Regions from separate parts of the Homo sapiens genome. Here all the other regions are linked to region 1. A link is a loop called in an ENCODE intact Hi-C map of the cell type or tissue named here. Cell type or tissue: PC-9. All regions are shown on one strand.

The links. A loop is a pair of places that touch in the nucleus more often than their neighbours do. Peaks named below come from ENCODE experiments on the same cell type or tissue, not always from the same donor. Only the 100,000 strongest peaks of a DNase experiment are listed, where the experiment ranks them.
Region 2: it touches region 1 in a loop (6-fold over the local background); 21 of 110 quality-filtered maps call a loop at or near these places.
Region 3: it touches region 1 in a loop (9-fold over the local background); 9 of 110 quality-filtered maps call a loop at or near these places.

The regions. Positions count from the first base shown.
Region 1 is chr7:24,815,587-24,823,586 of GRCh38, forward strand. It overlaps OSBPL3 (oxysterol binding protein like 3), which reads right to left. Exons shown (of 23, transcript NM_015550.4): 17 at 4,589-4,652; 18 at 1,024-1,102. Among named protein-coding and RNA genes, the nearest start is that of GSDME, 62 kb to the left of the region's middle. In PC-9, CTCF peaks have their summits at 4,825 (motif pointing right), 5,035 and 5,879; DNase peaks (open chromatin) are centred at 4,865, 5,425 and 6,025; H3K4me3 peaks cover 772 bases; H3K27ac peaks cover 3,857 bases.
Region 2 is chr7:24,903,154-24,911,153 of GRCh38, forward strand. The region is part of intron 1 of OSBPL3 (oxysterol binding protein like 3); the gene reads right to left. It also overlaps the pseudogene SNRPCP19. Among named protein-coding and RNA genes, the nearest start is that of OSBPL3, 73 kb to the right of the region's middle. RefSeq lists an enhancer at 7,527-7,676. In PC-9, no CTCF peak of the experiment used is centred here; DNase peaks (open chromatin) are centred at 3,012, 4,628 and 4,938; H3K4me3 peaks cover 1,282 bases; H3K27ac peaks cover 3,694 bases.
Region 3 is chr7:25,025,410-25,033,409 of GRCh38, forward strand. No RefSeq gene overlaps it. Among named protein-coding and RNA genes, the nearest start is that of OSBPL3, 49 kb to the left of the region's middle. RefSeq lists an enhancer at 3,409-3,910. In PC-9, CTCF peaks have their summits at 6,191 and 6,395; DNase peaks (open chromatin) are centred at 3,322, 5,792, 6,222 and 6,942; H3K4me3 peaks cover 971 bases; H3K27ac peaks cover 6,267 bases.

The sequences.
Region 1 (8,000 bases):
TGCTAAACATACATTGCCTGCATCCTTTGTGATGAGAAAGTATTCAGATATTACTTATGGAATTCAATAATTACGAGGAAAATGGTATTAATAATAAGACCAGATACTTACAAAACATATGCAATGTGCTAAGTACTATTTTAGGTGTTTCATGTATATTATCTGTTTAATCTTCACAATAGCCCTAGGAAGTAGGTGGTTTATTATTCTCTTTTTCTAGATGGGGAAACTGGTGATGAGAAAGGTGAAGTAACTTGCCCAGGGATTCGCTGTTAGTAAGTGCCAGAGTGAGCAGGTGAATCTCGGCAGTCCAGTTTCAGAGTCCCTGCTCAGAAGCATCTTGCTTTATAAATAAGTATCAATCATCCCTATCAGATCAAGGCCATACTTTTCTTAAAAGGGATTTTGATAGCAAAGCAGCATAATAAAGGAAAAACACTTTTTTTAAAAAAATTGAGATAGGGTCTCACCCCTTCACCCAGGCTGGAGTGCAGTGGCACGATCACAGCTCACTGTAGCCTCAACCTCCCCAGGCTCAAATGATCCTCCCACCTCAGCCTCCTGAGTAGCTGGGACTACAGGTGCGTGCCACCACTATGCCTGGCTAATTTTTGTATTTTTTCTAGAGACAGGGTCTTGTCATGTTGCCCATACTGGTCTCAAACTCCTGGACTTAAGCAATCTGCCCGCCTTGGCCTCCCAAAGTGCTGGGATTACAGATGTGAGCCACTGCGCCCAGCTAAAACCACCATTCTTAATCTTGTTAGGAAGTGGAAATGAGTTTTTAATAAGCATCTATTCAGGGAACTTTGGTCTCCAGGAGGCATTTCCATTTGAGGGAGAAACATTTTTTAAAAGTGAGCTTGCCAAAAGGAGGAACATTTAAACCTACTGTCAGACAGATTAAAAGAAAAAATACACACTCAATGCAACTGCCGGGGGCGGGGGTGGGCATCCTGTCCCCAAAGCAAAATCTTGGCCCTAAATTCCATAAAGCTCCTTAACCACAGAAGAAGAACTTACACTGGCAGAGTCACATGGGTTGTGCCAATTGGAACAATTTCCATGGATTTGCCCCAGAATTTGTTTTTCCATCTCACATCTGAAATGAAATACCAAATATTACATTTTTAGCAGGAGAGGTAGGTAGATGAAATAGTTCCTAGGCTAGATAAATGATCAATCGCTATATAGTACAACCTCTTCACAATCAAGTCAATTATTGTATAGGATAACTTTTCATAAAATATAAGTACCAACCCCATATGGGCCCTTGGAGCAGAATCAGGGAAACTAAAATGATAAGATAAAGTCCTTTCCATGAATGCGAGAAGTGAAAACAAGTAGTAAGCACACAGAGAGGCCCAGGCTATAACTGAGTGTGTTATAAGGTAAAATGAAACCTGAGAAGAAGGAGTGACGAATATGCTTGGAGAAAGCATCAGAAGAGGCTTGTCAGAAAGGGCCATCTAAATGGGGCTTTGAGGAATAAGCAGGAGTTCACTGGGCAGAGAAAAAGCAATTTAAGGCCAAATAAATAGCTTGTCTGAGGGGACGGAAGTATAGGAAAACACAGTCAAATAGTGTGGTTCTGTCCTATAGGTCTCAGATTGTCTTATCTAGAGAAGAGTAGAAAGGTTGAGAACAAAACCAGGTGCAGTGGCTCATGCCTGTAATCCTAGCACTTTGGGAGGCAGAGGTGGGTGGATCATTTGAGATCAGGAGTTCGAGACCAGCACAGCCAACATGGCGAAACCCCTTCTCTATTAAAAATACAAAAATTAGCTGGGCGTTGTGGTGGGTGCCTGTAGTCCCAGCTGCTCAGGAGGCTGAGGCAGGAACCCAAGAGGTGGAGGTTGCAGTGAGCCAAGATCATGCCATTGCACTCCAGCCTGGGTGATGGAGTGAGATTCTGCCAAAAAAAACAAAACAAAACTGAAAACGAAAAACAATGGGCTCTCCAAGCCTGGCTAAGAGTCTGGTTTGTGTGCACTGAGTGGAAATAATCAGGCCACTGATGTGATTAGACATGGACCTTGCAAAGGCAATTGGAAGCCATATGGAGAATGGAACAGGAGTAGGAGAGAGGAGAAGCAAGGCGACAAGTTAAGAGGCTACTGCAATTGCCCAGGGGATAACAAACGGGATGAAGGGAACCAAGACAACAGACGCGGGGAAGTGAGTGAGCCCAGAAATACTAAAGAAGAAGAAATAGGCACTAGGTCAACTAGGTGACAAGTTAGATACAGACTGAAAAAGAACGAATTTATGAACAATGTCAGATTTCTCTAACTTGCAATGAATGGTGGTACCAACAGAGAAGCCAGGAAATAGAAAAAGAACAGCAAGAGGATCCCATCTGGCTGCTGCACTGAGGATCTACAGATCACAGGGAAATCAGGGTTGAAGCAGGGGGGACAGTGGGGAGCCCTGGCTGGGGTCCAGGTGAGAGAGGTGGGTCTGGGACCAGCGAGCACAGTGGGCCTCATATTGTTTAATCCTATTTATATAAAATGCCCCAAACAGGCACATTTATAGGCTGGGGAATATTGAGAGAAATGGGGCAGGTGGCAGAGGGGGTGGATAATATTTGCTAAAGAGGATTCTTTTTGGAGTGATGAAAATGTTCTAAAATTAACTGTGCTGATAACTGCACAGTTTATTAAATTCACAATTCTGTGAATAAAAACCATTGAATTGTACACTTTACACGGGTGAATGATATGGTATATAAGTTATATGTTCATAAAATTGTTACCAAGAGAAAAAAAAGATAGATGGCTGTTTAAAGCTAAAGTATTAACAATGTACTACATGGTTTATGATATACAGAAGACGTATGAAAAAATAGTAGAGAGGTTGGGAAGGGAAAATGGAAGTATACTTCTGTAAATCTCACTATATGAAACTGGCATAATATTATTTGATGATATTAAAAATATATAACATAAATCCTAAAGTAACAACTTTAACAAGAAACAAAACAGGTAAGTATAGCTAATAAGCTAACAGGGGAGATGAAAGAGAATGATAGAAATTATTCAATCCAAAAGGCAGAGAAAGAGGAAACGGAGAACAAAGAACAGATGTGACAAACAGAAAAGAAACATCATGAGGGCAGATTTAAGCCCAGCTACATCTACAATCACAACAAACGGAAATGGTTTACACAACCTACATAAAAGGCAGAGAAATGTCAGGCTGGGTTACAAAGCAAGATTTGGGAATCCTAGGCCCATGGAAATAGGTAGATTGCTCAGGAAAAGGCTGATGGGGAAGTATGGCCTAGGAGAAGGATGCTAAGGCTGAGAAGGGAAGGATGTAACACAGGAGCACACAAAACTACTTTGAGAAGACCCCTCGCATTAAAAAAAAATCCAACTTTTGGCTGGGCGCAGTGGCTCATGCCTGTAATCCCAGCATTTTGGGAGGCCGAGGCAGGCGGATCACAAGGTCAAGAGATCAAGACCATCCTGGCCAACATGGTGAAACCCCATCTCTACTAAAAATACAAAAATTAGCTGGGCATAGTGGCGCATGCCTGTAGTCCCAGCTACTCGGGAGGCTGAGACAGGAGAATCACTTGAACACGGGAGACGGAGGTTGCAGTGAGCCGAGATCGCACCACTGCACTCCAGCCTAGCAACAGACTGAGACTCCATTTCAAAAAAAAAAAAAAAAAATCCAACTTTTGAAAAAACAAAGAAGAGGTGCTTATAGCATGAGTGAGATTTACCAATTAGGAGGCTAGGAACCTTATGAGAATATTTCCAGAGGGTTTTGGTGAGAGAGCAGTTTTAATTTTAAACTTTAATAGCAAAGGTGAAGAAAGAAAACCATGGTACTTGTCACTTTAAACTGGAAATACTGATTGCCTCCAAAGAGAGAAACTGAGTGGCTGGGGAAGGGGGTTACAGTATACTGTTTCGTACTTTTAAAGTTTAATAGACTGCGTGTGTGTGTGTGCCTGTGTGTGTAAAGGTAACGTGTGATATCACTAGTAGCAGAGAAAAATATTTTTAAAATGTATATGTGCTCACTGTCCAAAAACCTAGGATGCTTATATGTTCCTTCTACAGTACACTTTTTTTTAATAAATTGAGAGATTAACAAAATTAATCCATCTAGGAAATATCTATAGCCTTATTTATTCTTTAGAAGATTTACCCACCCAACCCCAACTCAAAATATAAACTGAACAAAATTTTAGGAACAATCATCTCAAAAATGAAAAGAAGTAAGCAATGTAAAACACGACTTCAGAAATAAAATTTAAGTTTGACAAAAGCTGAAAACCCCTCTGCTGTCTACACTCTGATAAACAACTGTAAATATTTAATGTCTCTTGAAATATGTGAGGCATTTCAAATGATTTTTACATAAGATAAAGTTACAGAAATAAATGGAGGTGGCTCAGATAAACTAAGTGAGAGATGAGAGGCAAGAACAGGTGGCGCAGATCCTTCCAACCAGGCCCAAATCCAAGGACCACTTTTGATCTCAGTAAGAATTGACAGCAATTCTTGGATAAAATAAATAGATAACATATTACACAATATGATGGAAGTAAAATGTATTAGCACATTACCTTGCCAGAAAACAAAATTTCTAGACTCAGCATGACACGCAGAGATAGGCGGATGGTGGCTGACCTGATGGAAACAAAGGACAGAAAAACAAAAAATGAATGAACTTTTGTGTCTCATGAAATCCATTCTTTCTCCCCTGCACTGAGATGTAACAGCGTGCAATGCTGAACTGAAGGAAAAACTTCTTTAGTTTCCCTCATCAAGTGTGTCCTCAAGAGGGCGCTCCTGATACAGTCAGCTCCCACTTGCTCAGATTGGTCAAGGCTGAGGGGAAGGCCCTTGAACGGAAGCCTCCAGAAGCCTCCGTGGGAGGGCGGCCAGGTGGCGAGTGATGAGGATAGAGGCGCATTTTGAAAGACATAAAAATAAAAACGGAGACATGTGAGGACTGCTCATCCATAACATATAATCTGACATTGGCTACCAATGTCAACATCTCTTATTAGCTGTTCTGAAAGTAGCTGCAGATGTTTTAATTAAGATATCAAATAACAAGTATTTTAAATGCAACCCAAAATGTTCTTCCTCGGGCTCAGCCAATTTAACTCTTGAAAACTCTGCATCATAAAGTCCAGCCTCTTTTCAAATCACCTACAAGAAGACCAATGCAAGGTAATTTTTTTAAAAAAGAGTGTTTCTATTAAAAAAAAAAAAGGTAAACACAATTGTTGAGGAAATGTTAGTCAACTGTTAAGAAATTTTATTTATTTTTGGTCTAATAAAACTATCTTAAGCAAATAAGTAATCTCATTCCAGAAAAGAGAATCCCCTGGAGCAGAGAGTGCCCTTTGGCAAGGGGTCATTACTCATTTTATTCAGCAGTGAAGAGGCTGAAGAGAAAATGGCTCCTCCCTCTATTTCCTCATCTCAGTCACACTCAGGGAACGTTGAGAGGTGTATATGCTGTCATTCTAATTCAGCACTGGTGAAACCACAGTAATGCTGCCAAGGGTGTTTCCAGAAAGTTCTCTGATGTAGCTGATTCTTAACAGAGGTGTCTTACATTGAGAGTATCTAGCTCAAAGCCTGCACCTTATAAACGAAGAGACTGAAACCAGAAAGATAAAGTAACATTTCCCAAGCCACACCAATAGTCAGGGAAGAGGTAGCGGTAAGTCCCAGCAGTTTTGGTTTACCTCACTGGTTTTCAAACTTTGCAAAAAGAAGAAAAAAAATGTTTTAAGCAGCTGTACAGTTTTCAGACCCGTCTTATCAAGAACCCAGAATACTGAGCCCTTGCTTGAGATAAACAGGTGGGGAGGAAGGGAGGGCAGTGGGTGACAAATCCACAGCTGTTCACCTTCCTTGGGACCCTCAGCTGAGGAACATGGTTTGAAAACTACTTCTGTATGCCAGGCCTCCAGCAGGAGGACTGCACGGCTGGGAGGATGTGGTCACACACGCCACACCCAGATGTGACTCATGGGATTACAGCCGTACCAGTGTGGGCCAAAGAAAGGTAGAGACAAAGACGTAAATCATGTAGGCATCTTTCAGATTCCTCAATAAACACCAACGCCAGCTGCAATACAAAGCAGGAGACTCAAATCTGCTGCTCTTTGGTTTGTCTTAGTTCCCATGTGCCTCCTAAGAACGTGAGCCCTTCTGTGCCTGTGGGATTTTCAAGGGCAACTTTCACTTCAAGCACTGACTTAGAAACCTAATCCCATAATGTAACTCTCTGATTTCCTTTGATGTTGTCTTTTTTCTTTTTTTGAGACAGGGTCTCCCTCTGCCACCCAGGCTGGAGTGCAGTGGCACAATCACAGCCCACTACAGCCTTGACCTCCAGGGCTCAAGTGATCCTCCTGTCTCAGCCTCTCAAGTTGCTGGGACTAAAGGTGTGTGCCACCACGCCCGGCTAATTTTTTCACTTTTTGTAGGGATGGGGTCATGCTATGTTGCCCAGACTGGTCCGGAACTCCTGGCCTCAAGTGATCTTCCCACCTCAGCCTCCCAAAGTGCTGGGATTACAGGTGTGAGCCACCATATCCAGTTATCTTTTTTAAAAAAATCCTACCACTTGGAGATACCTTATATTAAAAAATGCTACATTCTTCTCCTTTTCTTCACTAGCTGTCTTTCGATGAAAACAACGGAGCTAGCTTTGAAACCATGGGATCATATAAAACAAAATCAAGGTGCAGTGGCATAGCCCTGTAATTCCAGCTACTTGGGAGGCTGAGGCAGAAGGATCCCTTGAGCCCAGGATCCAGGAGTTCAAGACCAGCCTGGGCAACATAGTGAGACACTATCTATAATAATAATAACCATTAATCAGCTCAAGACAATCCCCACTCCCCACTTCTCCACCCCAGCTGGCATGACCCACTATGAAATGGAAGGAAAGCTATGAAATGTTCCTCTCCCCCATAATGTAAACATATTTTAAAGTGGATTATTATGAAGTAGATTATATTCATCCCACAAAAACAATGTAGCAATGTGGGAGAGGAGCACTATAGCTTTGATGAAGAATTTGGCATCTTTACAGGTATGGCCGAATGTAAACACAGTATATAAAAACCATACGCCTCTTCTGTAATAATTTTAAACCCCATAAAACAGGGATAAATATACATCCATATGAATTACAAGAGAACCCCTACAGTATACACACATCTCATAAAAACCCAACCTTGATTTTTTTAAACTATTGTGTTAGATAATGAATGAATGTTTAGCAGATTATGTTTAGATGGGTTCAACACATTTTCTGAATAAGTCTCAACCTTCAAATATCAGTAACTTTGCTTATTTCTTTATGGCTTACACAGGCCTTTGGGAATGGTTTATTTGGCCCACATTGCTTTTAAGAGTTTTACAAAGCTTTCTGGGGAGATTTACATTGATAGCTTATTATTTTGTATATTTCCTCCTATTTCTGGAGCATCTGCCATGTGCTGCACTAGTGTCCGGGAACGAGGGAAAGGTTTTTGTTGTTCCATGGACCTGGGCCCTGACTGCAACATCATCTGCTGGCTGTATGACCTTCACAGCTTTTCAGTCCCTTCAGCCTCTGTCACCTCATCTGTGAAATAAGGCTGATTCCACTGACTCGGCCAACTAAAAAAAGAACACATACAAACTGTCCAGGATCATACACTGATGTGGATTAGGCAGAGACTAAGTGAAAATATACTCATTTAAAAGAGACTAAGTGAAAATACACTCATTTAAAAAATCAAAATATAGATTTCTAAAATGAGTGTATTTTCACTTAGTTCTTAGGGCAGCCTTGTATCTTGGTGAGCCTGATTTTATAAATTAGGAAATAGGGGTTCTGGCCAGCAAAGAGCTTCCCCAATGCCACAACATTAATGAGTGATAAAGGTAGCACTCCAAACCTATGTCATCCTCTTCCAGATCCAGGGCTCGTGTCCCTCCCCAAAGCCAGGACACATCATTAAG
Region 2 (8,000 bases), 88 kb after region 1:
TCCAACACTAGGATGCCTTCCATTTCATCTTCTGGGTGAGCCCTGTGGCTCCCAGCCTCAACTTGACAGTTCCTATGGCCACAGACATCCTTAGAACAAGTGAAAAATGAGGAAAGCGTGGACTCACACTCACAAATAATAGCCTCTAGCTCACAGAATCAGAAAGCCACATATCAAAGATACTTGCCAGTGAAGAAAGGAAGAGATCAAGAGACCCAAGTGGCCAATGTTGCTTACTACTAGCCTTTTGAAGTTCACCGATAGACAATTCAAAGCTGATAGGATTCCTGGGAGAGCGCACTTGCAGGCAGATTGGGAGAAGAAGGGAAAGATAATTTCCAAATGATTTCTATGCAAATGTAACCCTATCCTTCACCAGAAGAAATGCTATTGACTCAGATCTTGGTTTTCTACCTTGTTCACAAGGGTATCACCAAATAGATATGTTGATGAATACCTCAAGCGGACTTTTCAGAAGTCTGACATCTTCCTTAAAAAAAGAGAAAGTTGTTTGCTACACATCCACCCCTGTGTCTGCCAACACTCAATACCTGAATGCCGAGGGCTTTGCTCCAATGCTGAGTCCCTCCTCCTGGTCACATGGGCCTCACTATTGGCACATGTCCCCTGACCCCTGACCACAGACATCACTCAGGACAGTGGGTTTTGCTGTAGGGTTGACTTCATCAGGCTGTGTCCTCCCCACTGGCTACCATGTTCTCACCACCAATTTTTTTTTTTTTTTTTGAGACAGACTCTCACTCTGTCACCCAGGCTGGAGTGCAGTGGTGAGATCTCGGCTCACTGCAACCTCTGCCTCCCAGGTTCAAGCAATTCTCATGTCTCAGCCTCCCGAGTAGCGGAGATTGCAGGTATATGCCACCACAGCTGGCTGATTTTTGTATTTTTAGTAGAGATGGGGTTTCACCATGTTGGCCAGGCTGGTCTCAAACTCCTGACCTCAAGTGATCCATCCACCTCAGCCTCCCAGAGTGCTGGGATTACAGGTGTGAGTCACTGCACCTGGCCACTGGATGTTTTCTTAACAGCATGACAAGGAAGACTTACTCCCTCTTCCTAACAAAGACAGTAGTTTTGGAGGGGAGAAGTGGGACAGAAAAAGTACAGTTGAAATGTTAAAATGTAACTGTCAACTCTTTCAGTGAAAAGAAAATGTGGTATATACAGTCAGCCCGCAGTATCTGCAGGTTTCACATCCGTGGATTTAGCCAACCACAGAGCAAAAGTATTCCAGCAATAACAATACAACAATGAAAATATACAGATTTTAAAACAACACAGTACAGCAACTATTTACATAGCATTTACACTGTGTTAAGTATTGTAAGTAATCTAGAAATAGTTTAAATATACAGGAGGATGTGCATAGGTTACGTGCGAATACTTTGCCATTTTATATCAGGAACCTGAACATCCATGAAATTTGGTATTTGTGGCGATCACCGAACCAGTACCCCATACAGCTGTACATACAACAGAGTATTATTCAGCTGTAAAAAACTAAAGAAATCTTACAATGGGCAATAACATGGATGACTCTGGAAGACATTACGCTAGGTGAAATAAGCCAGTCACAGAAGGACAAATACGGCATGATTCCACTTATATGAGATATTTAAAATAATCAAATTCATAGAAACAGAAAGAAGAATGGTGGCTGTCAGGGGCTGGGGGGAGGGGAGAATACCAGTTATTGTTTAATGGATACAGAGTTTCAGTGAAGTGTTCTGATCATAATATACAGGTGTGTGTGTGTGTGTGTGTGTGTGTGTGTGTGTGTGTGTGTGAATAAAGTTAAGAGGAACTAGAACAGTGTACTGCCAGGCTCATAATCAGGAGTGTTGCACAACCATGCTGGAATAATGCCTGGAGGACTGGTATCAGGAGCAACCCAAGGCTTGCAAACAGCAGTGGTGAAAACTAAAGGGCTTTGTGGACACATAGCCAGAGCCAGATGCACAAATAGAAGATAAGCTTCTGGGTGTGGAAACTCTTCACAAAGCATCGGGGGTCAAGAGGATTGCTCCAATCCCAGTTGTTTTCCATCTTTTTTCTTCAAGGAGACGTACTAACGGGAAAGAATAAAATAACCACAGAGAAGACAAACTTGAAACCCACGACAGAGAAGAGATAGGAAATGTGCACCCAGCTCTGCTAAATGGGTTCTGGATACCAATTTAGCCCAAACAGATGAGGGGACTGAATGACTTCAGTCTTCATGGGACCTGACAGTAAGCTATGCCGGATGAGGGAGAGTGAGATAGGTATCAGAAAATGAAAATTGGGTAGATTCTGTGAAGATTATTAGAAACAGACAGGAAATTTCTGAAAAGTCTAGATCAATTATTACCAACCCTGGCTGCAAACTAGTGAAGAGCTTTTACAAAACACTGCTGCCCAGGCCCCAGCCCAGAGTCCATGATTGAAGTGGAATAAGCTCCGTAGGACATTCTGACACGCGTCCAGGGCTAAGAGTCATGACTCCATACTGATGAGTGTGGGCTCCAAAACTATTCTCTTTGATAGGAAGAGGGCGTAAGTCTTCCTTGCCATGCTGTTAAGAAAACATCCAGTGGCCAGGCGTGGTGGCTCAGGCCTGTAATCTCAGCACTTCGGGAGGCCGAGGTGGGTGGATCACTTGAGGTCAGCAGTTCAAGACCAGCCTGGCCAACATGGTTGAAACCCTGTCTCTACTAAAAATACAAAAGTTAGCCAAGTGTGGTGGCGGGGACCTGTAATCCCAGCTATTTGGGAGGCTGAGGCAGGAGAATTGCTTGAATCTGGGAGGCAGATGTTGCTGTGAGCTGAGATTGTACCACTGAACTCCAGCTTGGGTCAGACTCCATCTCAAAAAAAAAGAAAACACCCAGAGTCACAGCACCATGATCTCCTGGTGAAGCAGAACAAGTAATAGGAAACTAATATAAAGAGGCCTCCCTCCTGTCCTCATCTGCATAGTGAGTCATTCTGGGCTCAGCAGGCATCATCACGGAGCAGGTAGGAGGTTCCATCACTGGAGGCCTAGGCATCATTGGCATGTGACCTCCCATGGCAGCCTCATTCCAGGAGCAGGTCCCACTGGCATCATCCCAGGAGGAGGAGAACCCATCACTGACATCATGGGATGGCCACTTATAGGAGGTGCAGGCATCATACCAGGGCAAAGAGGAGCCGGGAGACTTGCGAGGAGGTGGGATCATTGCCCCTGCTGGGGAGAGGCAGAGAATGGAGTAGGAGGAACCTTTCCTTGTTGAAGTGCAGCCATTGTTTCGTCCATCAGGCTCTGAGCTGCTCTTCCACCCCATTCTGACAGCAGTCTTTCATATTCTCTTTGTAGATATCACTGTAGAGTATCTTTTGCACAGATGAAGAGTCATGAGTGAGGTATTTATTGCAGTAGTCACAATCACACATGGACATGTTGCTCTCCAGGCCATTGGCCACTCTGTTCCTACCACAGTGTCTTCACACATTCATCTGTTGATGGACATTTAGGTTGTTTCCACATCTTGGCTATCATCAACAGTGCTTCTGTGAACACAGGAGTGCTGATACCTCTTAACTTTAAAGTGTTGCTTACTGTCTCCTTTTCTCTCCCAGTTCCATGGGCAGTCACCAAAGTTTTGTCCCTCATCCACTTCTCTCTATGCACTTCAGCTCTTGATCATCTTTACAGGCCCCTTACCTTAGTAAAGCCTCTACACTGCTCCCTACCCCCACACTCCAGTCCCCAGCCTGGTGTTGGCCCCTGGATTCATCACTGGAACAGCAAGCCTATGCTCATTACTCCCTCATGCTGATATTAATACCTGCCACTGGCTTCCCTGACTCTGATTAAGATACCCACCCTCTATTAATCCAACCAAACTCCCTCTCCCAGAGCCCCCAGTAGTGTAGATTCTCTCTCTCCCTGACACTGACCTCATCACCCCCCAATGTGTTTTATATTCTTCTATTCTCAAAACAACCTATCCATTTTAGACCACCATTAGGCCCTGCAACTGACTCCACATTTTCTCTCCCAGCACTTCAATCCTTATATCCATTCCCTAGTTCAATTTATCGCCAGGCTCTCCCCTGCTCCAAATTCCCAATGCCTACAAGCTTAAGTAAAATAGCAAGGCCTGGCAGGCAAAACCCTCCACTACATAGTTGCATTTCACTGGTTTTGGACTCTGGATCTACCTCTCACTCTGTGGCTAAATGTCTGAGTTGCTTCGTCATGTGAAAGCAGGCATGAATAACTGTACTAACCTCACAGGGTTTTGTGAAGATTGACTAAAATAATGCATGTAAAACACTCAGCATAGTCCTTGCCAGACATCACTCAGTTACACTTTGGCTGTTATCACTCAAACTTCATCTCTAACAACTCATATATACATACCCTGTATTCTGCACTCTCCCTTTCTCCTAGTGAGTCCTTCTTTATGGAGCACCCTCCTAACCCACTTTCTCTCTTCCGTCTGTGGCAAAGTCCTCCATCTTCCGAAGATCACTTTCAGCATTGCCTTTTCCATGAAGCCTTTTCTCAACCCCTCTCCCACCCCAAATGCGTTTGTTTCCTCTTGGACTCTGCTTTCCTTTTGCGCTACCTGAAAGTATTAGTCACGTTTCCTGCACTCTGACTCACTCTTCATATCCTGACTGCTAGATGTTGGGTCTATATCTCACTCGGGACTGCATTTTATTCACCTCTACATTCTGTGGAAAGTAATTTACAAAGACTGGTAGCAATCTTTGTTGAGCCAAGGAAAGAGTTCTCAGTGTGAGCACATTTATTTATTCCCATAGGAGACTTCTGTCTTTACTGTTCACTGGAATCATTTGGGATTACTTATGTATTTCAGAATATTTCAGCTATTCCTTCCTTGTGAGATCTCCTTGCCATTTTAAGTCTTTGGCCACAAGAGACATCATTTCTCTCTTTTCTCTGACTTGTTTCAAATATTTCTAGTACCATAGAGATGTTATGCCCAAAGCATCCTTCTTTGGGGATTTCATTTCCTGGTTCCTGCCACTTTCTATCACTAGTTAATGCTTCCTTGTTGGCTCAGAAAGAAACCCAGAGCTATCATTCTCTGCATTATTTTTTCAGTCTTCTTAAAAATTAAATGATCGGCAAAACAAGTCAAGAGTTTATCAGAAGTTAGCCGAATGAAACATCCAGTGGGTGATTATCTGATTGAATCTCCTTTTTATCAGCACATGTGGTATTCATTCTAAAGTTTCAGTTTCTGAGAAGAAAGCGCCCTCCATAGCCTCTATCTGGCCATCCATAATACTGATCCTATTACAATCTTTCTTCCCTACCATGCCCTCTTTACCCAGGGATTCATCATTAAGGTCTAGATTTCCCCAAGACTGCTTCTTTACAGTAAAACATCCCCTTCTAAAATCATATTCTAGTCACGAGAACCACGCTAACCGTGGTGAGACAGATCCAGTGATGCTATCTATATCCAAGTTTTAATGTTTCAAGTTTATTTTGCTTCATTCTCATAAGCTGCACAATGGCAAAGAGCTGCAGGTATTTTACCAACCAGCTGCCCAGGCTTTTTTAAAAAGAAATTACTGATGTTCTCCTCCTCTGTTATTGGTCTTTTTATCTTTGCTCTGCCGGTTGTTCTCTAGCCAATCAAGTTTTAACGTTTTTTCCTTCCCATCAAATTTCAGTTCAACTCTCTTAAACAAGTTAGCAAATCTCTTGCCAAACACACTTGTCCTCAAAAGATGGCAAGAGCCTGCTCCACAAACCAAACTCGGCTTATCAACACTATCTGTGCTGTAGTTACTTTGCGTGTCCTTTTCAAGCACATGGTCTACCTTTCCCCAAAAAGTAGAGACATCAAACATCCCCCTCAAGTTCTCTACTTTTCTACCATGACTTCACAGAACTCATGATACATTTGAGGTTTCTTTTGACATTTAGAGTGTTTTTACCCAAACCAGTGAACGGGGTGATAACTGATAGATCTGATATTTTGGTAAGTTAGCATGCATGCCTTGGCTTGTTATCCAGCAATATCCACTCTCCCCTTCTTTAATAATAGAACTCTCGAGTTTTAATGTGGTTCATGGGCATCTAATAAGAGGCTTTCACTTCTAGCATTCTTTGCCGCTTGGTAGGGGCTTGTGACTAAGGGCTGCCAATGAGATGTGAGCAGAGTTGTTTGTCTTCCAGGTCATGGTCCTAAAAAGAGATACACATGTTCCCTGCCCTTTCCCCATTCCTGAGAGCTGGGAGGTGGTGATAGCTGGACCCAGAAATGAAAGACACACTGGTTGAAGACCATAGTGTCACCATGCCAGCCAAGGAATAACAATATCTGAACAGTTACATGAGAGAGAAATAAACTTTAATCGTGTTAAAGTTACCTAATTTTTGAATCTCTCAGTTACACAGGTATAGCACAAATAACATTGGCCCTAAGAAGCTGGCATGCCTTCAAATTAGGAACCTTAGGTCACCTCTGTACGTCTTAACAGAAAGCTGCCAATCACCTCTGTCCTGGCCAGCTTCCTGTGCCAGAAACAGGAACCTATGGCAGTAAGAATCCTTTTCATTATTTGACAAAATAAGGAAAGCTACTGTTTTTTTTTTCTTTCTTTTTTTTTTTTTTTTTTTTTTTTTGGAGACAGAGTCTTGCTTTTCTCGCCCAGGCTGGAGCGCAGTGGCGTGATCTCAGCTCAGATCTCAGCTCACTGCAACCTCTGCCTCCCAGGTTCAAGCAATTCTTCTGCCTCAGTCTCATGAGTAGCTGGGATTACAGGCACACACCACCATGCCCGGCTAATTTTTGTACTTTTTAGTAGAGATGGGGTTTCGCCATGTTGGTCAGGCTGGTCTCGAACTTCTGACCTCAGGTGATCCACCTGCCTCGGCCTCCCAAAGTGCTGAGATTACAGGTGTGAGCCACCGTGGCTGGCCGAAAGCTACTATTTTCAATTTGAAGGTGTGTATTACCCTGGCCTGAAATAATCCCAAATGCTCAAAATAGGATAGATGGTAGACATCCAATCTTCAAATCATTTTCACCTTCTCCAGCAAGCCAGCCCCTTTCATGTTGCATTTATCACCCACGTGGTCCCAAGAGTCACTACAGATCAGGATGAATCAATGTTCTGAATGGAGAGAGATGAGTCCATAGGTCCTATGACAACTCCTCCATTCCTGAATGGAGAAATCAGAAATGGGCTGAGTTTTCCTCCTCCTTCTGCAGCTTAGCTACTCTTACTTGTCCTTCAACACCTTACAAGGAAGAAATACTTATGAATAAATGTGGGCTAATAAAGGAAGCTACAGTGGAAAGACAGGTGGCAAAAAGAAGACAGGCACACTGATGAAAACTCAATTCAGTATATATCCTATAAAGTAACTACTATGTGTCCACTGCTGTGCTAACCCTTCAGTGATGGAAACTAAGTGACAGAAACTTAATCCAAGGAGGAAACCACTGTGATCAAGGAGATAAGATGTCACAAATGAAACAAGCCAGAACACACCCCAGGGTGGGCCATCTGGTAGGTGCTATGGGCAGTCACAAGGGAAGAGCTCAGTGGGGCTGGAGTTGTGAGAAAAAGCTTAGGAAGAGGTGGCCTGCAGGGAGCCGTGAAGATGTGGATAGGGCTTGACTAGGTAGAGAGAAGCATGGAGGACAAAGCTGTGAGCTGGGTCGGGAGGGGCACCTCCTGCAACATTTCTCAACCCCGGCTGCGTGACAGGATCACCCTGGGAAGCTTCTACAAAATCCCAAAGCCTGGTGCCATTTCATACTAACTGGTCCAGACACTGGGGATGAGGCCAGGGCAAGGGCATCCTGAGACACTCCCAGGTGATTTGGATACACAGCAAGGGTTGAGCCACTGCTCTAACATAATCTTGCATCCAGAAATGACAGATTTACTCCACAGAACTGCCTTCTTTAATTTTGGTATTTAATTTTGTTTGAGCATCTTATGCCAGACCTATGTCTGCT
Region 3 (8,000 bases), 210 kb after region 1:
GCATGAGGTAAGCCAATCAGATATTCTCTTCCAGGAGTTTGGAATCAAGGTTCAGTGATAGCAGGGGCTGGAACTGTAACTTGTGAGTGAGTTAACCCTCTGAGAGACTGGGTCCTGGTCTGGAGAATCTTTGTTTGCTGACTCCCAAGATAGGACAGGCAATGCTGAGTGTTCACATCCAGCTGTAGAAGCCAGGAGAAAGTTGGTGCCCCTGCATGGAAGGGTTGAGAGATTGAGGAGCCTGGTGGAATTGGGTGCAGAAGGGGGTGACCCAGGAGCACACTGGATGACGTATTTAGAGTAGGGGCAAAAGAGAAGAACCCTAATTAGAGGTGCTGCTGGGAAGATTTGGAGGCAGAGAATGGGTTTGAAGAATTTGCCTGGGAGTATGTAGGGTAACCCCTGCATTGTCCTGCGAACTCCTCAGTAAAGTCAGATGGGCCTCTTATGTTTTGGTGAGTGCAGAGCCCTGTGTCCATGCTTGTGTGAGACAAGAACAGGGGCTGGACAGGGGAACGGCTGGCATTTGGGCTAAATGGGCCAACTCAGATGTTATAGGAGGTACCTCTTGGCAGAGGAACAGATAAAGCTGGACAGTAGAGAGAAAAGAAGAAATATGCCATTAAGAGAGAAATAAAGGTGAGAGAAAGAGTGAAAGTCTTGCTTTGTGGGTGGTGGTGATGTCTTGTTAGCCACTAGTTCTGGTTCTAGTTCTGTCCTGAGGACTAGATGGTCTCCTGCCCTTGCTTTCTGGGAGGCATTCTTGTATACTTATTATACATTCTCTTTTTTAGTTAACCTAGCTCAAAATTGGGTTCTGTTAATAGCTATCAAAAACCTTAATAATTACAAGAAATCCATAGCACCTAGAATTTAAGTAAATCGAGCCAAGTCCTGTGGCTACTTAGCAGTAGGAGCTGGGTTCAGACCCATCTCCTAGCGCTCTCTCCATCACACTCTGAGTGGCCACCCTGGCTGCCTCATTGTTTTGCAAATACACCGACCTCAGGAGCTCATGCTGATCCTATTAGAGTTTGCTCCTCCTGTCACAAACAGCCCTAGAGGCCACTTCCTCACCTCATTTAGGTCTCAATTCTAATGTCACTCAGAGATACCTACCCTGACAACCTCATCTAAAATAGTCTCTAAATTCTTTCTTGTATACTTACTATAAATATTAAGTTTCTAGGCTTTACATATTTATTTATTTTTACTAAAACTTATTGCTACTAGAATTTATATTGCATGTTTATTTGTATACTTTTTTATCTACCTCCCCCCGTCCCCACCAGAATATAAGCTCTTTGAGGTCTGGGATCACCTTTCTTATCCATTGCTGTATTTTCAGTGCACTGACTAGAACTGCACCTGGCATATGGAAGATATCCATAAGTGTTTGTTTCATCAGTTCATTAAGCCTAGATCAATGCCATTTTCATGGCCTTATAATATTTGATCACAAACCTAGGAACACTCAGAAAAATCCTACTGGAGTAATCTCAGCAGTCTGGGAGGCTGAGGTGGGTGGATCACTTGAGGCCAGGAGTTCGAGACCAGCCTGGCCAACATGAGGAAACCCTGTCTCTATTAAAAATACAAAAATTAGCTGGGCATGGTGGCACACACCTGTAGTCCCAGCTACTTGGGAGGCTGAAGCATGAGAATTGCCTGAACCTGGGAGGCGGAGGTTGCAATGAGCCAAGATGGTGCCACTGCACTCTAGCCTGGGTGCCAGAGCGAGACTCTGTCTCAAGGGAAAAAAAAAGGAATGAAAACAACCTCTGAAGAATGTCCGTGAAACTTAGTTTCTCATCCTGCAGAGAAGATAGATGTCTGCTGGCTATTCTTCTGGACTGAAAGGATGTAGACAGTTGAGGCAATGTGCTCTGATCCAGCATTTATCAGAACAAAACAAAATACGTGTACATTCATTTCTAGTTGTTCTTTCACAGTTTTTCTGGCCTGGGAAAACAAAGCTTCAGTGACAGTCAAAACGCTTTTGTTCCTATGATATCACACTTTAAATTGCAAATGGTATCTACCTTGTTCTTGGCTTCATGTTATTTTCTGGGTCTGTTTTAAAAGATTGTTCACTGTGTTCATGCTCACTGTGTCCAGTCGGCCTGAGATGGTCTGGCTTGCTGAGAGTAGCCTGTCCCCACAGCTGTATGGGAGGAGAGCTGCTAGGACCTCAAAATGTCCAAATAGTGGCACTCACAGGAAGTCAGGAAGGGCGAGCTGAGGGAGGAAGCAGAGGAAATGGGATGTGCTCCCATCTGAGCCTGACTAGGATCTCTCAGTTTATAATTTTGAAACCCGACTATCAAACAGAGGGTTACTTTAGCTGTGGCTTTCAGACCCTGGTCCCCGTGTAGCCATGTCAATGGTAGCCCCTGACTAGCTACCCTGACACGCCTGCTATTTCATCCGTTGCTTTTAACAATGGGCTAATGAAAGGATGCAAGTAGCCGGAGAGTTAGCACCAGTCCATAACCAACACTGAAAAAATGGAACTGAAGAATTTAATAATAATATTAATTTGTGCTTGTATGTTACTCTTTCATGTTAACTTCTTCACTTTCATAGCACTTAATTTTAATCGATAAGAAACTCACTGTGATTTGGTGGCTGAGTGTGGTTGTTCAGCTAGTGAGTAGTAAGGTCTGGACTCAAACTCAGATCTCTTGACTGCAAGATCAGGGCTCTTTCCACCGCAGCTGCCTCCCTATGTCTGCATTCAAAGAATGGCTTGCTATACAATTTATTTTCGTGATTATGTTACATTGCCAAATAAGCACGGTCTTTTAGAGTCACAAATTCAGAGAAAGCTAAAGATAAATCAGCAGCCTGAAAAAGACAGTTGATAGTCTTTATTTGGTAAATCACAACACGAAGCCAGACCTTGACCCAAATTTGATGGTAGCCTTGTTTCTAATGAGGGCCCTGTCTGATGCAAGTGAAAAATGCAGTAACTCAGATTTATAGGCAGCCATCTCCATGCCTGGGGAGGCAGTGCCTGGAGCCTTCTCATCTGGCTTGCTGAGTCAAAGTCACTAAGTCTTTCTGCTCCAGAAACCACAAAAGTCACTTTGTTCTTTGACTTAGTCCTGCCAAAATTCAAAACTTGGTGAAATCGTTGAAATGGCCAGCCAGATGCCATTCCTTCACCAGACTCCCGATAGAAAATGACGTCGTGAAAAAATGACGTCGTGAGTTCAGCAACTCCCTAGCTAATTCCTGAGATTTCAAAGGCATTAGTAATTAATTCCACTTCTCCCTTCCTTCCACTAGCCACTCATGTCAAATAAGGGGAGTCAATGTTTGCTTGAATTACGCAGATAATTGCTTATTCTTTCCACTTGCCTAGGCGTGTTCTGAAAGCCTAGATAACAATTACCACAGGAAGTGGTGACTTTCCATCTCACCTCTTTGCTTTGTTTATCATTTTAAAAAATGAACTGTGATCAGACAGATATTCCAATGCCCAGGGGCTGAGATGTGTAAACAGAGAAGATGGTAGAAGGGAAGGGCCCTGAGCTTGCTCAGAAAGTTACAGGTGGAAGAAAGGCCTTGGGGAGAGTAAGAAAGCATAAAGACATCTCTTTAACCTTCCTTTTAAAGTCTTAAAGTTTGTGATGCAGCAATTAAACTTCTGAGAATTTACCTTTATGTCAGTCAGGGTCTAACCTGGAAAAGAGAAAGCTCTCTGAGTGTTCAGAGCAGAGATCAATGCAGGGAAGTGGTTGCTAGGGTAAGGGGTGCACCCCAGAGCTGAGCACCACCAAGAAGCCCTCTAGCTGCTGGGCTGAGGGGACCTGGGTGACAGGTGGTGTCATCAGAGCTGGGACCTTGATGGGCCTGCCTGGCAGTGGTGAGACCAGTGGGGAGAGACATGGCTGCTGGAGCCTGAGCTTCTCCCCGCCCCCCTAGCCAGTCTCCCATTGCACAAACCCAGCTGGAAACCAAGGGACTCAGGGCCCTGAAAAGCCCAGCCTGCATGGGGTCACACAGCCCTGTGACATAAGGCAGAACTGGGGGAGGGCAAGAAATGGATCCAAGAGCTCACCGGCCCAAGGAAGCAACCTAAAAAGAAATCATCAATAAGTAAATGTTTGTGAATGGATAGAAAAAGTCACAGATTCTTGTACCTAAAGACTAAGTTTGGATTTAAGATAAGTGAGATAACGAGAAATCATTCCAGAAAAAGAAGTCCTGGAAAATATATCAGGCGAAGGATAGGTGGAATAAAAGCTAGAGTTAGGAGAAGTAAAAATAGACTATGTACTTGTTAAATGATAAGACGGAGAGAAACAACCCGAGTCAAAGTAGATAAAACATGCCACGACAAACTGCAAATTACAGCTCAAGTTCTCACAAATGAGTTGGACCTCATTTATAAGGGGAGAGTGTCAAAATAATTCCCTGTGAGATGTGACATGGGACGAAGCAGTGACAAAGAATCACAGAAGACAAACCTTTATCTTGAGGTCTTACCACACACTCAGGCACAAATTCGGTGTGCTGAGAGGCTGGAGTCCATGTCCTGATAGGTGATGGGGAATAAAGGATGAAATTGACAAAGAAACAGTGACACGAGGTCACAGTAAAGCTGTGGTATAGGCCTTTGAGGGCATGAACAGAATAAGATCAAAAAGCAACAGGAAACTTGAAGAGAGGATTCCCAAAGGAAAACCCAATTTTTATTTTGCCAAGAAAAGCCTAAACAAACAAAAGCTATATATCGCTGAAGAAATAGGAGAACAACAACAAAAAAAAAAATCCCAGAATAAAGCCAGGTCTTTACGTTGAATTCATTTAGATAAAATAAAACTCATTACATTGTCCTATTTTTCTCTATGTGTTACAAAGTGGTATTCGGTAAGCACTGGATTTTATGACCCCTGAATTTCTTCCTAGTCCTAAGATTCTACGATCTTGGCCTGTTTCGTTAAAGCGGTTGTGGTTCTGTGTCGGGCATTAGGTGAAGAGACTATTAGGGTTAAGAGCAGATTTTAATTTAATTGATATCCAACCAGATGATCGACTTGTCACCAATCGCCACTGAAGAACTGTATTGATAATGGGAAAATTAATCTCCTTAACAGTAGGAAGGAGGAAATGTGTTGGCCACACTCTCATCCCCAATGACCCTTCACCATGTTTGTACCAGATGAAATTGACTTTCTTTGGCTGAAGCTCTTTGGACACACTTAGCATCTAACCCAAGAGCAAACAATCTCTAAATTGGTCCGAAATTTAGGGAGTGGCCTGGTGCAAGAAATACCATCCATACAGAGACGAGGGAGCTAAACAGACTCTAGCTCCTTTTGAGAATTTGACTGTGAGATATGTGTAGAAAGAATTTAATTCCTCATTGTGTTAATGGTGGGGCAATTGTCAAGCTGGAGACTTCCTGATACCAAAAGATTTAGCAGCTCTCCTTTAGTGGCCCAGTTCAGCAGTGTAGCTCCGTGAGTGGTTCCTGAAAGCTTCATCTTGAGTCTTTCTTTTCCCCTCCCAATGACGCTACAAGCCATTTAATATCCATTCCTGCTTAAACCGGTTAGAGTGGATTCTGTTCTCTGAAACTTACCAAATGTAATTCCTGCATTAAAGGTATTACAGCCTTTTGGGGAGATAGACATGTGAACAAATCTATGAGGGTAATGCACTTTCAGGTACATAGCCGGTGCACTGGGAGCATAGAGGAGTGAGCGCCTAAACTCAAGGAAGCCGAGGAATGACTCACACTGAAACTTGAGAGAAGACACTGCCCAGGTTGCAGGTGCTAAGTCAAAGACCCATGCACTTGAGGGCTGCACGGAGCTTCAGGCGTAATCTGCAGGCAAAAAGGCATTGCCCTGTGTGGTTACAAATGCAAATACTGAAGGCAGAGAGATGAAATAACCAGCTCAAGGCTTAACAATTAGTTTCGTAGTCCACACTGGAGCACAGGTCTGATTCCCAGGTCAGTGTTGATTTAGGTAATATTCATGGACTCCTACATTTATCATGTGTGGATAAATGTTACAACAGAATGGAGAAAGTGGGCATATGACAAAATGTTTACGGAACAAGAAAGGTGAGAGAGTTGAGAAGTATGAAGCTGTTTGGCAGTCCCTGTGAGTGCCCTGAACCAAGGTGGCTGGAGCCCTTTCTGACTGTTCTGCCCAATGGGCCTTACAGGGCCATCTGCAGGGGGTGCCATAGCACAGTTCTGTCACATCAGCCCTTTGCCTGCTGTCTGCCTCATGTGGGGCAGTGGTCTGGTGTTGATTAGTCATTGTGGTCTGTCCCACAAAACAAAGAGCACCTGTTATCCTGGACACTGGACAGAGGAGAAGGGGGAGAGTGTGGCTAGATTTACTCAAATGTGTGACTGCTTTTGCAAAGACATTCTGGGAACCATGCTCCTACCTTCATCTCCCACATCTAGGAGGCATTTGTCCATCTCTTCACCATCCCTCCCTCCCTTCATATATCTCTTGCTATTCTCTGTACCTATGTATTCCTATATCTACAGCTATTAACATCAAATACTTATCTAGTGCTTACTATGTGTCAGGCAGTGCTCCAAGTGCTTTATGTTGATGAACTCAATTAATGTAGTCCTTACAACGGCCCTGTGATGTGGGTATTCTCTCATTTTCCAAGGAAGGAAACTAGACACATGGAGGCTAAGTCAACTGCTTAAGGCCACACATCTTATATCTACCTGTTCACCCACCTTCATGTTTACATCGCTTCTCTTTCCTCAAAGGGTGACTCTCTCATCCCATTGATCACCAGGTTTGTTGGTTCTATTTCCTAAATACTCCTCAATTTGCCCCCTTGGCTCTTTTCATCCTGCTTCTATTTTACCCAGTATAGGCTTCCTCCCCTGTCACCAGCCACTCCTGGTTTTGGATGATTGTCATAGTTTTCTAGCCAGTCACTCTGATTTCAACCTCCCCTTCCTCTTCCTCCATCCTGCACAAACGTACCCCAGCACAGGTAGCATGGTTTTTCTAAAACAGCATTTCCCAAGGAAGCTGCCTTGAGGCTTGAGGAACATCTAGCATGCCCGGCCTTGGACTTCTAGATGGCAATAGCACCTCTCAGTCATTGTGAGAAACAGATGCCCCAGACATTTTCAGACCGCTTAGCTGAGAATCTCTATTAAACACACACACACACACACACACACACACACACACACACACACACACAAATCAACTCCCTTAAATCTATTTAAAACCCTCAAATAGGTTTATGCATTCAACAAATATTTGTTAATCCCTTACCATGTCACGCACTGGGCTAGGTAGTAAGAAGAGTTGGTGAATAAACAATCCTCATGAAGCACACTGTGTAGAGGGCATGAGAGATGCCGAATAGCTGCTCACAGATGTGCTCAGTGTTGCACAGAAGTGTGAGTGGGGGGCAACAGGAGCCGGAGGAACCAGGAACGGCCCCTGCAGGATCTAAGATTTAAGCTGCAACCCGCAGGATGAGCAGGACTCAGCTGGTGAAGTGGACAGCGGAGAGAGGATGAGCATCCTGGCCAGAAAGAGCCACATAGGCACAGTTCCTGATGAGAAGCAGGGCACGTGGAGTCCCACAACAGAAAGAAACCTGGCAAGGCTAGGGCAGAGTGCTGAGTGTGGAGGGCGCAGGGGTGGGCTCCAGAAGGGGGCATGAGAAAGAGGCAGGTCATGCAGGGCCTGATGGGGTCACAGCAAGGGTACTGGCCTTCATCCCAAGACAAACAAAGTTGTTGGTTTAAAATCAACTTCACAGAGGTATAATTTAAAAACAGTAAAATGCCCTTTTGTTGAGTGTGTGGCTCATTGAGTAGCCACCACAGCCAAGATACAGCACATCACTCAGAAATTCCCTCCTGCTTCTTTGCAGTTAGTCCCTGGCCCCTGGTAACTGCTGTTCCTTGTTCTGATTCAACTGTTGCTTGCTATAGATTTAAAGAAAGGGGTCTGAAGGATCTGTCAGGCTGCAGTGTGGAC